2 separate regions of the Mus musculus genome follow, and region 1 is linked to region 2. Evidence: chromatin contacts called from ENCODE Hi-C or POLR2A ChIA-PET data. All regions are on one chromosome and are shown on one strand. The core of a region is the stretch at or near the end of the contact, and the rest is flanking DNA. Distances in the headings are between cores, read along the strand shown.

What was found. Hi-C counts contacts between places; a loop is a spot of excess contacts on that map. ChIA-PET counts read pairs that join two places held with the same protein, here RNA polymerase II (POLR2A).
Region 1: a loop to region 2 is called in a map of heart, with 3 times the contacts of the local background. The contact joins the promoter of Tmem220 here to the enhancer-like site in region 2. A Hi-C loop is called at or near these places in 10 of 37 maps with a recorded cell type or tissue (adrenal gland, heart, left cerebral cortex and 2 more). POLR2A ChIA-PET finds 5 or more read pairs at or near these places in 4 of 5 experiments (all embryonic stem cell).

Annotation. Positions count from the first base shown.
Region 1 is chr11:67,023,638-67,028,005 of GRCm38, reverse strand. It overlaps Tmem220 (transmembrane protein 220), which reads right to left and starts at 2,852. Exons shown (of 6, transcript NM_001291042.1): 1 at 2,735-2,852; 2 at 2,068-2,097. The coding sequence starts at 2,827.
Region 2 is chr11:66,983,245-66,988,305 of GRCm38, reverse strand. No RefSeq gene overlaps it. Among named protein-coding and RNA genes, the nearest start is that of Gm12299, 16 kb to the left of the region's middle. Within about 2 kb of position 3,537, at least 2 of the 3 ENCODE cell types and tissues checked have a DNase peak (open chromatin) inside an H3K27ac peak, as active enhancers do; they include heart and left cerebral cortex, where a contact is called at or near this core.

The DNA of each region.
Region 1 (4,368 bases), core at 1,603-4,102, 40 kb before region 2:
TCCATTGCAAAAATGGTCATGTCCAGGAATATAGGTAAGGCGGTGTCTCCCAGGGCCAAGTTAATGCCATACAAGGCATTTTAACAAGGTATGGTTGCATATAAATCACACCGAGACTCTAATAACAACACGGCATGCTGATTTGTGCAAACCAAATGCCACCTGTCCAAGGGACTTCTTGGGAAACATTTTGTCTGTAACTGGAGGGATGGAAGCCCAGGAGGAAACCTATCTCGCTCCTGCTTTGACTCCTCACGCATTGGGTATACTCCTCTGGGGCTTAGAGAGGTCTGCAGCTGCAGAAGCTATTCAATAAACATGAGGAAGGCTGAGAAGAGAAAGCCCTATTCCTTCATGCCACTCTTGACCACCAAGTGACCACCAGAGTTTCTTTCTTTCTTTCTTTCTTTCTTTCTTTCTTTCTTTCTTTCTTTCTTTCTTTCTTTCTTTAATTATGGAACGCTTCGTTTCTTACGTGATATGTTCTGTATTTCTATAACCTGTTGTTATAATCCACATCCCAGTATTTGCCTCTGTGATGCAAGTAGCCTCCATGAACAAGGTACAGCAGGGACTGTGGGAAGGAGCTGGGCGAAGACCTAGTTTCCAAAGTGCAGAAAGCAACATAGTACTGTTCATCTGTGCATCCATTCCTTCTGTACTTCCCTCGGGAGGATCTTTACGAGGAAACTTTATACAAGGCTCCTAAGAAGATGGAGACCATGTCCCTGTCCTTCTGGAAGCTGGCTGCCCAGAGCATCAGCCAAAGGAGTTATTGCTACAATAAGAGATCAGGAAGGATGGTCAGATCCTCCTGGAAAGAGGCAGAGCGACTGAGATGGCATCTGAGACAGTCCTGGGAGCCTGGGCACACAGCAGCAGGCAGGCTAGGGGCAAGGCCCATTTGCCATCATTTCTGGACTAGACTCCAAAGACAATGCTGGAAATGTGGGATGGGCCATGCTATGGTGGGGCTAAAGACCAAATGGAGGAGCTCCGACTTAGCTTGGGAAACAACAAAGGGTTTGAAAGCGGACAGTGTTGTAGAGGCAGAGGAGGCAGGAGGCAGATAGAAGAGTTATAAGGCTGTCTTCAGGGGAAGTAAGGGAGGGCTGAGTGGGAACGAGCAAAGGTAGGGTACTCAGGCACTGTGCATGTACCTATGCCTAGAATGGATGCTGCTGAATTCTTTTTTTACTTTTGACAGCATCTCAGGGCAGTGATGTTAAAGGCAACAGGTATTGAGTGAAGATGCCTAGTAGCTCTGCTGAGAACAGAAATTGCTGGGTCAGTCAGGAGGTGGACGAGGCTTAGGGAGGAGGTGTTCTGTGGGATCCCAGACAGGTTTCACAGAGCAGCATGGTGGTGCTGGTGGCTATTTGGAGCCATCTTTTAGAGAATCAACATGGAGCTTCCTGAGGGGATATATGAGATATGATTGTGAACTCAGGCTATGGAGCAAAATGCTGAGGAGGTCATCTAATTTGGGGAGAGGGGACTCTGGATAACAAGCAGTTTCAGGCCATGGTTCTACTGCACCAACATTCAAACCAGGCTAGAACTCAGCTCTGCATTCCTGGTGTTCTCACTCACTGCTCTCTATACAGTGAACACTGTCCCCAAACCCAAGAATGAGTTTCTCAGTGATACTGTGCAGTCTGCCTCCAAGACGGTCTATTGTTGTCTGAGAACAAAAGTCACAGATGGATATAACCGGCACACATCCTTGTTACGGCTGTCATAAAGGTTAGCATAATGTATGTCAAATGACTAGCATGTTGTAAGTCCTTAGCAAAGACAGGAGCTCTTACTGTCATGCCCGGTGTAGTCATGGGAAGTGGGAGTCGCTGGTATAAGCTCTCTCTGCAGAAAGACTTTCGTGTCTACAGAAAGTTCAGAATTCACATCTCCATCAGTTATATGATCAGAGTGATTTCCCCCTCCGATGCGAAAAATTAGGGACATGAGCTCACAGAGGTATTAATTTCTGGGTTTTAGACAAGAGTCCCAGGATCAGAGTGTAGTCGTGTCAAATGGAGGAACGTTTTGCAAGTAGCTCATACTCACCACCCACAACTCTGCATCTGGATCGTTTACCTAGAATGTCAAAACGTCAAGGTGTTAGCTCACATTAGATCCATGTATCCTCTGTCTGGTCTGGCCTTGTGTTTACTATTCATTGCGAAGAACTAGGCGCTACAATGGGCTCAGGGTACATAACACCATGAGCTAGTTTAGCAGTCTGCACATCCCGATGGCAGCAGGGACTCTCCTCTCGGTTGAACACAACAGGTAGATCTAACCACCCAGCCATGCATCTTTTGAAAATAACTGCTTGGGATTTCCTAAGAACTATTATAGTGTATATGAAAATCCTAGGTCCCAAGATACGAGGGCAGTCACCCTGAGGATGATCAGGAAGAGGTCTAGGAAGGGTAAGGATGCTGTCTATTCTATTTCCACTTTCCTCCCAGGCGCTAAAACCCATCTCACTGAGGCTGAAGATTCGAAAAGGTGTCAGAGCTGCGGTTCTGGGCCCCTTTCTAAGTGACCGGCTGCACAAACTTGCACGCGGGGCCGCTAGGTCAAGCTCTGAGTGCGTTGCCTAACTACACATATTCATCCATGTTCTTTCTGCTTGAAAGGACTCTGTGGGTCCCAATTCGGCTCCACCCTGAGAACTGGTCGCCCAGGCTTCGCGGTCCCTCTGCCAGCCCTCCTCAGCCCGCCTGACCTGCACCACAGCGGCCAGGGCGAAGAAAGCTGCCATGAGTGCGTTGCAGGCCCGCCACAAGCCGGGAGCCCAAGTAGCCACTGCTGGCGCCATGACCTGGAAGCCGGAGGAGCAGGACAGGCCCCAGAGGGGCGTGGCCAGAGGGCGAGGCTGGGCTAGCGGGGCGGTACCCAGGAGGGGCGGGGCGTAGTAGGTGGGGGAGGGACAAGGGGCAGGGCTCAGACAGCGGGAGCGGGGATACAAGGGCGAGGCGAGCCCTTCTTCCCTCCCCGCCCTCCTCAGGTCTAGAACGGTCTTGCGGCGCTCTCTAGTGGATAAAGTGTATCATTGGCATGTGCCTTTCTTTTCCCTTATTCTTTCTCTCATTAAAAAAGCAAATGAAGCCGGGCGTGGTGGCGCACGCCTTTAATCCCAGCACTCGGGAGGTAGAGGCAGGCCTGGTCTACAAAGTGAGTTCCAGGACAGCCAGGGCTACACAGAGAAACCCTGTCTCGAAAAAACAAAACAAAACAAACAAACAAACAAACAAACAAAGCAAATGAAAGAAACAAAACAAACACAACAGAACAAACCAGAAACGCAAATGAAGAAGAGAAAGGAAAAGAAAAAGGACGCGCTAGCGCGCGTGTTCTGGTTAGGTTTTGTTTTTGTTTTTGTTTTTCCGTTTTCTGTGAAAGGGTCCAGTGGCTGTCCTGGAACTCACTATATAAAACACACTAACTTCAAACTCACAGTCTGGTCTCATTTACACATTCATAGTCCTAAATAGTGCTGGAATTAGTATTTAAGTGCTTCTTTTTAAAGCTCCCGTGCTTCCAGAGGGAGGAAAACATTGCGACATTTCTGAAGTGAGTTCCAGAGGCAGCTCCCTTTACCTTCACGTGCTCTCATCATATAAGATATTTATTTATGTATTATACATATTTATATTTCTAACCCATCTGCAAAACCAACGTTTCCAACACTCATTTGCTATGCATTTCTTAGAAAGGGAAGACTTGGAAGTATTGGCAGCTCTCTGCTCACTTATTTCAGCCAGTTTCCTGTTGTGTAAGCTACGGAGTAGCTCTTCTTTGGGCTCATTTACACATGCATAGACCGAATCATTGTTATTCTAAATAGTCTTTGTCACCTCAAATCCTGCATTTTGGGTGCCTGACTGTTCTGCTTTCCTTTTAACTAAAAGAAGAAAAAGATCAACTTCTCAGAAGTGTTTTCCATTCAAGGGCAGCCTTTAGAGCAGCACTTCTCAACTTGTGGGTCGCGACCCCTTCGAGGGGGCCAAAGGACCCTTTCATAGAGTTCCCCTAAGACCACCAGAAAGCAGATTTGCATTATGATTTATAACAGTAGCAAGATTACAATTATGAATAGCAACAAAAATAATTTTATGGTTGAGGGCCACCTTTGTTGTGATCATAAAAAAAGAAAGAGCTATAAGAATATGTTCTGGCAGGGTGTGGGGAAGGAGATGTCTCCGTGGGTCCATGCCAAGGTATCCCTTCCCTCTGAGGGACCAGCCACACAACAGTATAGTATGGAATAGTTTATTTAGGGCGCAAGGAGGGGAGTAAAGAGGGCAGTAGAGGCAGGGAAAGGCAAAGAGAGAGAGGGTAGAGAAGTAGAGGTCGGCC
Region 2 (5,061 bases), core at 2,288-4,787:
ACAGTCCTATTACTCTTTATAGTCTTTCTGGATAGAAGGTTTCAGGACTGAAGCTTCAGTGGTACTAGGCTTGCTGTTAGCCCAAGTCCTACTTGACTGCCCTCCTTCTCAGGACCATATTTGGCCACTGAAGGGCTTCGTGCAAGGCACTGTGCATGCGAGCAGTTCTATAGGGCCCGCATTCACAGACGAAGATAATGGAGGCACAGAGTTATCAGTCAGTGTTTCCAAACACACACACTTGACTGGACTGACTCGTGAGCCCATGATATTGGAAGAGTTTGGAAGTATCAAGATGTGTCTTCAATATGTTTCTGCCAAGTGTCCATTCTTCTGAGATAGAACCAGATGATGTGTCAGGGATGGCTAGAGAATCAACATCCACTCTCCACAGCACAGAAGTGGTCCTCAGCACGGAAGCCTTTAGTGGGATCCTGGCCCTCTATAATCTGGCCTGTTGGAAAAGTGACATCTTAGGTTATTGATCTCTCTAACATGTGCCTGTGTGAAGTGTGTGTGTGCAGATTTTCTCCACCTGTATGCACTGGGCTTCCCAAACGTTCCTAAGGCCGGGAGCCTTGCCACTTCCTTGGTTTCCAGGTGGGGTTTACGTGTTTGCTCCCTGAGACCATGAATGACCTGCCAGGAGAGATGCCCGCTGACTTTGAGCACTGCTACCATGTAAGGAAGCTCACGGTGCACATTAGTGACCTGCAGATGCACTGACGTGGGCCCGAGCCAGCAGCTTGCATCATGCCCCAGCAGCGTGAGAGAGTGAGGGTCCAGATGACTCCAGCCCACGCTCTCCAGACTGTGTGCAACAGAGATGAGGTACCCCAGCTGAATGCACCCTGCCCAAGTGGCAAGTCTGTGTCAAATGATTTCTATTATTATAAGCTATCATAGTTCAGTTATACAGTGGCTGTAAGTGGGAAACCTTGCACCATGGCATTCCTGGGTGTGCCCAGCCTTCCCACTCATTTCCCCCGTCTCCACATGCTTCCTCCAAGTGGCTCATGATGCTCAGAGTAAAAGTCAAGGCCTCAAAAGGTTCTCCTATGTTTCTTCCTCCACGGATCTCATCTGGTTGCTCTTTCTTGAATGCCTTGGGCTCATGGCTACCACAGGGTCTTTGCACCTGCTGTTTCTGTCCTGCATCCAGATATTTCCATGCTGCCCCCTCATTGACTTTAGTCAGTATGGGCTCTGCCACTCTCAGATCCTAACACTTCCTGCCATCTTTTTATTAACTTGTCTTTTCTTGAGTACCAATCGTGTGTGTGTGTGTGTGTGTGTGTGTGTGTGTGTGTGTGTGTTCATATGCAAATGAGTAGCCATCTTGTTCCTCTGTCTCTTCACTGACTGGAATGACATCTCTCTGAACTTTGCCTGTGTGGTCCACTGCTGTGTACCCAGTACCTGGCACAGAGTATTTGATAAATATTAGTGGAATAAATGACTGCTCTGAATTCATGCCCAGGGGACCTGAAACCCTGCTAGGTGAACTTGGACACGCAGCTGCCTTCATTTACTCCAGCATCACTGCCATCAGAACAAGTGTGGCCATCTTCGGTTCTAGTGGACCAGGGCTCTGCCACCCAGGTCTGGGGAGAGCATCAGGTATATGACTGTAGCCTTGACTTTAACACAATCAACAAAATGCATTGCTCAAAAAAATATGTGCCACAACTTGTACAAAAGGAACTTGAAATGCCGTTGCTCCCATTTTCTGGCTGGCTGACTTAGGACTTTCAGAGCTTCATGGTCCTCAACATTCTTTTGAGTCCTGATAGCTGAAAAGGCCATGAGATGTCCAGGAGACCCAATAACCCTGGGACCTGGTGATCTCCTGCTTAGGTGTGGGTACAGGTTAGTTAGAAAAGGGGGGATGTCCAGCTCAGAAAAGCAGTGTGCATCCATTATGTATTGAGTCTCTCTCTCTCTCTCTCTCTCTCTCTCTCTCTCCTGTGTGTTGAGGAAAAGGGAATCACAATGATACTTTCAGGTTCGTCCCCTGTGACATTATGGATGGTCCCTGGTGTGCCCCCAGGGTTTTTAAAATTTTATTTATTTTTATTAGATATTTTCTTTATTTACATTTCAAATGTTATCCCCCTTCCTAGTTTCCCCTCCAAAAAAAACCCCTATTCCCCCCCCCGCCCCCCCTGCTCAATAATCCACCCACTCCTGCTTCCCAGCCCTAGCATTCCCCTATACTGGGGCATATAACCTTCACAGGACCAAGGGCCTCTCCTCCCATTGATGACTGTCTAGGCCATCCTCTGCTACATATGCAGCTGGAGCCATGAGTCCCACCATATTGGTTGGTGGTTTAGTCCCAGGGAGCTCTGGGAATACTGTTTAGTTCATATTGTTGTTCCTCTTATGGGGCTGTAAACCCCTTCAGCTCCTTGGGTACTTTCTCTAGCTCCTTCATTGGGGACCCTGTGCTCTGTTCAACAGATGGCCGTGAGCATCCATTTTTGTGTTTGTCAGGCACTGTCAGAGCCTCTCAGGAGACAGCTATATCAGGCTCCTGTCAGCAAGCTCTTGTTGGCATCCACAATAGTGTCTGGTTTTGATGGTTGTTTATGGGACTCCCCCCAGGTTTTAATGGGCATAAAGTTCTCTGAAATGTAAGCATAACTTTTCTATGCTTCTATTTTATTTCACTGATAACACGGATTTCAACCTCAAGTACACTTTAGCCTCCCAGGAGACCTCCTACAATGCTGGTGTGCAAGCATCTCCCTACAGTGGCTAAGTGTGACTCTGGACACGGAACCCGACATCGGTATGCTTCAGAGGTCCTGCAGGCGATGAACTTCGGCCAGGACTGTGCTTCACAGTATTTGTGAGGATCAAGACATTTTACCGGGAATTAAAGAAAATCTCCCTAACCTTGGACTCTAGGGGGTTTAGTACTTAGTTCTGTCGTCCTGATACCTTTGACCTTGAGCAGGTTTCTGGGTCTTTTCAATCCTGATTCTATTCCTTGGTAAAGTGAAAGTAATTATGACTTCCCACCTGCTGCTGGCCCATGGTTGTAAAATCTATGTGCAAAAGGGCTTTGTAAATCTCCAAAGGCTATACGAATGCCAGAAAGAAATTGTTAGAATTATATGTGCCAGTCTCTCGTAGCGACCCCAAAATGGGCACATTCTTACAGGAACGTTGTGTTGAAAACAAAGCCAAGGGCACGGTTCAAAATTTGCTAAAGCTAAACCAATGCTTGTGAATCCAGGATTGGACACGAGATGGCGCAAGCTTCACGGCACAGTCACTAGGTGGCGGGGAAGGGGGGGGTGCGGTGCCGCTGCGGGGCTGATGATTTTCGATCTGCTTATGGTTAAATGCAATTATTTATGGAAAGAATCATCTAACTATCAAGATTTGAGGCCGTGCACCCTTCTATCCGTGCACAGTCGGTTGGCAGAGTCCATCTTTTCTGAGCCCCTTCTTTTCGTTCTTTCTTTGAATATTTTTAGTTATTGTAATCAAAATCCTCTTTGGCCTGGCGCGCTCAGATTTACGAGCAGCATCAAAAAGCTTTGTGTCTGGCAGTGAACCAGGAAGGAGGCCTCTTTGGCTCCTCTGCAGACTTAATTAGCTCCGGAGCTCTTCTTTCTGTCATCCCAGGCTCCGCCGACCTCCTTTGGGTTTTCTGGGGTGGGGGTGGGGTGGGGAGGTGGTGTCACATTTCCTGCCTTTCTCCACCCCTCGGTGGGCCCACTCTTTGCAAGTCACTTTAGGGAGATGTAGATGTCAGGGAGGGTAATTGTAAAAACTGGCCGTCAATTAAGGAAGCAGAGACTTCTAACCGAAGGAAACCAAACCACGACATTGCAGCTTAGATTTTCTTGTAAGGCTTACACTGAGTTTTCTTTCTTTCTATGGGGCTTAAGAAAAGCACATCTGACATGTGAACATTTATACCGTATGACTCAACCAGTGCCAGTACATGCAAACATTTCAGAGCAGTATGGTCCAAGTGAGTCAATAATGCGTTGAGCTGGCCCTCGTTCTCACAGGCAGAAAAAGCCAGGGCTTTTCAGTGACTCCTGTCTTGTTAGTGCTACTCTCAGTCCTAGAGAACAGGAATAAGGTGACAGGGACTCCACACATTTTACCATCCCCCGACACCCTGGATCCCCAGCTGCCCAATATTTAGGCTGATCGAAAGTGAAGGGTGGGCTTTGTTGATAAGGTCTTAAAAATGCAAGAAACACCCCTGGACAAACTCCACTGTTAGCTAGTGGAGTGACTGACATCATCGTGGCCACTTGAGTGGAAGTGCTTGAGTGGTCACATGATCCAGTGAAGCACGACAGGTATATGGTCTGAGTGAAGGTGGTCTGTACAGTGTTGGTTTCTAGAACAAGGTCCCAACTGTGACACTCTGCCTAGGTCCCCTGGTCTGTGTTTTGTTTTCCCCAGCTGTGTGCCCTCCCTATTCCCGGATAATTACTCATTTCTTGCCCCTCTTCTTCAACACAACGCCTTTCAACCTCTTTCCTTCCTTGTAGAACCTCCCTTTTCACCTCTAAGGAATCCTTGTTTGCTAGAGGCCTCCGAGTCCTCTTGTCCTTGCAGATTGTGATGCTTGTTAGACTCAGTCCTAAGTCAAACACACTGTCTCTGGGGTTTGTCGCCAATCTTTTGAGCAGGGCAGACATGAGAGCTGCTGAAAGTGAAATCAGATCATAGCATGAGGTGCTTGAGTGAACGTCACCTGCATGGAACAGATGTTTCCAGTCAAGGAAGGCCTGCTTTCTTTTTGTGTCACGGCGGGGAGGAGCCTTGGCTGCCTGGCTTCCACATCTTTATACATTCTGTCCCCTCTGCTAGGGGTCCTCTTCCCTCCACGGCTTTTAAAAATACTTCTCCCAATATTTCCTTTTACAGGGTAACTGGTTTATGTCTTCATCCTGGAAGAACGTAACCTCCGAAGTTATTTGTTAGCAATTGGCAAACATCATTCAAGTCATGAACGACATCTGGTGAATTGGTACAGAAGTCGCTCCCCAACTTGTCTGCACTTCCTCGTGCCTAGCGTTTATT